Linked DNA regions of Mus musculus: region 2 is linked to region 1. The links are chromatin loops, found by intact Hi-C in ENCODE. Cell type or tissue: left cerebral cortex. All regions are shown on one strand. Region 1 overlaps Dock11 (dedicator of cytokinesis 11). Region 2 overlaps Dock11 (dedicator of cytokinesis 11).

The links. Hi-C counts contacts between places; a loop is a spot of excess contacts. Peaks named below come from ENCODE experiments on the same cell type or tissue, not always from the same donor. Only the 100,000 strongest peaks of a DNase experiment are listed, where the experiment ranks them.
Region 2: a loop joins it to region 1, with 4 times the contacts of the local background. A loop is called at or near these places in 2 of 42 quality-filtered maps.

What each region holds. Positions count from the first base shown.
Region 1 is chrX:36,066,137-36,068,636 of GRCm38, reverse strand. Dock11 (dedicator of cytokinesis 11) reads right to left here. Exons shown (of 53, transcript NM_001009947.3): 49 at 1,557-1,767; 50 at 787-977; 51 at 207-307. Among named protein-coding and RNA genes, the nearest start is that of Gm32904, 40 kb to the right of the region's middle. In left cerebral cortex, no CTCF peak of the experiment used is centred here; a DNase peak (open chromatin) is centred at 1,279.
Region 2 is chrX:36,003,857-36,006,356 of GRCm38, reverse strand. Dock11 (dedicator of cytokinesis 11) reads right to left here. Exons shown (of 53, transcript NM_001009947.3): 27 at 2,285-2,356. Among named protein-coding and RNA genes, the nearest start is that of Gm32904, 22 kb to the left of the region's middle. In left cerebral cortex, no CTCF peak of the experiment used is centred here; no DNase peak of the experiment used is centred here.

The DNA.
Region 1 (2,500 bases):
GTCACAGGAGCAGTGTTAGTGCCTCAGAGTATGAAACCGATCATATGGTTCCTGACTACTTACTTAAAGAGCAATTTGGAGATCAAATAATCACTGCAAATGCAGACAATACCCTTACTTAGTGAATATTTTGATTTCTCTCTTTTTTTTTTTTAACAGAAAATAGAAGAAAAGAATAGAGGTATGATCTGAAGACGAACACTTACCTAAACATGTCCTTCAACTCATTCACTTTTTTAGGTGGATACTTGTTAGCTTGACTTTCATTTAAGAAAGCCCTCGCATATGCTAATGGACCAGCATTGACCTAAATTACACATGAGAAAGAAATGATAGTGTGGCAAGCATGTAATCAAAAGGAGCGTTTGCATTTCCCTTTTCATTAAAACCCCCAAGGGCTGAGAGGATAGCAGATACACAATAAAATACCTAAGAAACCCGCAGCCTAGAGATCTATTTTTTTTCTCATGAGAAGTTTGTGTGAAAAACATTAACTAAGGGGATTAATCTGGCAAAATGATACTCCAATAAAATAGTTAATGATTTCTGATGTAATAATACAGGTCATGGCCAGCCTTAGAAGTTTATTGTAATGTCTTCTGATATAATACAAAATTCGTATAAATTAAATGTGATTTATTTCTTATGTTAAAAAAGAATATTGATTTTTTTTGCTCTCAATAAGAATATAACATACAATAGTAGTTAATGCTTGCTCTGCGCCCTCATAAAAGCAAAAGAAACATCAACAGCCTTTTGAGCTTGTTGCGCAACCAACCAACATACCTGCACAGAGACACAGCCCTGCAACTTTAGCTGAAGCTGAATCATGTCCACGTCAACAGAGGAGCAGAGCTTGTGTAGCTCTGCAGTTTTATCTTTGATTTCATCAGTAGCAACATCAATTGGTTTTAAATTCACCTGCTGTTCACAGTTTATAGGTATCCTCTTTTTTACATATGGAAATGAGTTTGAAGCTATGAAATACAAAGACCATTTTTTAACGTAGCAATGAGTAGAATTCTTTGTATTTATCTTCTCTCATATACTTCCCTCCATTCACTCCTCTCAACCACCTCCCTTCTCCCCCAAATTCACTGCTCCTCCCCCTCCGTTTCTCTTCAGAAAAGAGCAGACTTCCCGGACCAGACAAGGCCCAATGAGCTACAATTAGACCAGGACCTCGTCATACCAAGGTTGGATGAGGCAGCACAAAACCAATTTTAGAAAATAATTTATTCAGTAGAATTCTAGGAAAACCCAGAATCAACTTGTTTTATGCCTTCCCATGCTTTTCTTAGAAAAAATCCTAAGGGTGCCAACTAGTTCCTCCTGCTTCAGGATGAAAGGATAAAATTATCTTTATGAGACACCTCTAAGCAATTAGGAGTAACATATGGGAAAACGATGGTTTATTACAAGGACATGTTTGTATAAACTTGTAAAATAACAAATGATTCACATTTCAGACACATGGTCCTGCTGGCCAGCTGGTACTTGTGTATATGAGAAGGGACCAAGACAGATATGAAAGTAACATATTGATTCCTACTCACTGGTCAAGATAGTACGACGCTTGCACTGTTCTTCAATGCAACCTTGTTTCTTGCCTGATAATGTATATGGGGCCTCAAAAACAAATCTGTTGATATTATGATTTCTTTCAAACTCCGTCTTTCTTTCTGTGAGTTCTTTGTCATCAAAATACGGCTTCACATAAGTGACTTGTATATGAGCGAATTTTGGATCAAGCTCTTTGGCATTTACCTATAAGGAGATTTTTTTTTTTAATCAATGAAAAGAAAATGATAGTATAGCTTACCGCTTTGAGGCCACACAAGAAACATGGCATTACAACTATGCTCCTGATCTATTGTACACTTACTGGGAGAGATTATAGTTGTGTTTTACAGATAATTTATCTTTTATTATAAGGAAGGTACAGAAACCTATAGAGACTACAGAAATATAGGAGGAACAGAGAACACCACTGCAATCTTAGTCCTCAGCAATTAGCGTTTTCTACATTTCACATATTTCTTTCCAATTGTTTGTATGCATATATGTTCTCAAAATTGAGATTCACATTGAACAGTTTTATAATCTTATTCTTTAAATATTTATTAAAATAGTTGTACAATATGTGAAGTCTACCTCAATAAAAACATGCTGAAACTACTATAGTTTCTACTGGAGTATTGACAATAGTGTTAACACTATTTATTTATATTATTTGAGACGGGGTTCCACACTTATCTCAGGCGACCTTGGAATTCTCTAGGTAACCATCAATAATGTTAAACTTGCAGTTGTCTTCCTGGTTTGGCCACTTCAGTGTTAGGATTAGAGGTGTGAACCACAAGTGGCTTAATATGACATTAATGGCTGAATGAATACACATGAATTATATTGGTCATTTTTTTTTTACATTTTGCTATGGAAAATCATTTTTTGGTGAACATCTTTGAATTTAAATGGTGTAGGGATTTTTGTTGTTCTG
Region 2 (2,500 bases), 62 kb after region 1:
TTACTTTTGTTGCTACTTCATAACTGTAATTTTGCTACTGTTATGAATCATAATGTAAATATCTAATATGCAGGATATCTGATATGTGATGTGAAAGGGTCATTAGATCCCCATCTGGGTGGGACCCACATACTGAGAACCATTATTCTAGACCCTGAACTTAAAGGAATGATCTGATTCTCTAATAATATGTGTCTGAAATTATTATTAGGCATAGCATGGATCAATATAATCCAGCTCTGGAATCCAAGCTCCTGCGATGCAGGCACACTTCTTTATTTTATTTTATTTTATTTATTATTTTACTTTTACTTTTATTTTTTCTGGTACAGAACATGAGCATGTATCCCAATTTCAGTCAACTTATTCTATGAAATTCCTATGAGATGAATTTTCATTTCACATGCCTCACCACTATGATTTCTGTAACCAAGAAAACTTCTTTGTACAGGTTGTTTCTCGTTGAAATGCCTCAAATCTTAAATGCTCAAAAACCTGAAGCTGTCTGAGACCTGACTCTACACATGGAAAATTCCATACCTGATGGTGTGTTACTGATTGAAGTCAAAACACAGGTGCAAATGTAAAGCATAAAATTGTCTTCAGGCTATGTGTATAAAGTATCCATGACACATGAATGAGTCTCATGTTTAAACATGCATCCTGTTCCCAAGATACCTATCTCAATGTGTATATGCAAATATTCTGAAACCTGAAAATGTCAAAAATCTGAAACCCTTCTGGTTCTAGGCATTTCAGCTCCAGAATTCTCAACATGTATCTTTAAAACAGAATTCAAAACCAAATAAGCGGCCTGTGAGACTGCGCAGTGGAAAAAACTGTTTGCTGTCCAGTACCTGATGATCTGAGTTGGATACAGAGAACCCACATGTAGTGAAGGAGAGAACTAACTCCACAAAGTCTCAAAAATTCTCTGTAGCTCACACGGGGTCCCCTCCATACATTACATATATATAACAACAACAACAATAATAATAATGACAAATAATATTAAAATAGAAAAAGCAAGTAAATGTACATACCAAATTTTAGAAATATATTTCATATTATTACACAATGCAGAAATATTATACATGCAGAAATATACACATGATATTAATATTGTCTAACGGTCTTTTCACCCTTTCTTTTTTAATATCAAATATTTATTTAGCCTTAGTACACACTAGACATGAAATAGCACATAGGCAGAAACAGATGTTTTCAAGATACCACATTCATATAAACAAAAAAAAAGTGATACATTTCAAAAAAGTATTAATGTTGTGGGTTTTTTTTTATTTTTCTAAAAATGTGTGTAACTGTTAGGAAAGGTAAGATTGTTGTGAATAATAGAATGAATTAGAACAGAATGCTCGTGTGTGTATTCGCATGTGCCTAGGTTCAGATGTGTGCATAATGGAAATCAGAAATCCACCTGAGGTCTTGTTTGACAGTCATTATCACATAATGCTCTCTGTGGCCCAGAACTCATGGAGTAGCCTAGGCTGGTTGCTTAAGAGCCCTTTTCACCCTTTCTATTATATACCTTAATCCTTTCTAATAGACAGAACAGATCTGATTTGCTACTTTTTTCCTCACTGAATCTTTTCAACAAAGTTTTATTTGAAAAAGTATATTTTATTTATGTGTATATGGAGGGAGAGTGGGGGTACCTGTAGAGTTCAAAGGAGAGTAACATTCTCAGAAGCTGGGGTAACAGGTAATTAGGAGCTGCCTGACATAGGTGCTTTGAACCACACTTGGGTCCTCTGCAAGAGCAAGAAACACTAAGCACTAAGCCATCTCTCCAGCAATTCAACATTGACATTGTTAAAAAGAAATGCAAACCATCATAGTCATGCATTCCGTATAGTAAATAACTGTAGGATATTACCTATGTCCTACCATAATTATTTCTAACTATTTAGGAGATGCTGCACATTAAACTGTAAGAACACATGAACTGTGGGAGCTTAGATTTGGGCAAACACTCATTGTTTCTATAAGCAAGACTTGAAAAGGGCAAGAATCATTAGAAAAAAGATTTGCATATTATTGCTATGTGTAAAGTTTAGCTTTCTTTATATATGTTACAGGTTATTCTCATAAATATGTGCAATTACCATTTATCAATTAAAAAGAGCCTAGTGTGATGGCTCAAGTCTATAATCCAAGCACTTGGGAGGTTGAACATGGGTTTGAGACCAGCCTGGACAACAGGCTGTTTCAAACACAACTAATTCATTAGTTAATTAATTAAATGATTATTGAGCCTACTTACCTTAATTTTATTCTCTTCCAATAAGTATGTGGCCATCGACTTTGCAATTATTTCAAAGAAAAACCATGAGTACTGGAAAAAAAAAACCCACACATGCCTTAATATACCCAAATATTTGAGGCTCTGAAACATAGGATAAGTTAACAGACATCTTGTTTCCAAAGTTTGATAACAATTTCAGGTGACCCCAATTCACTATTAAATTCTTATAAAATA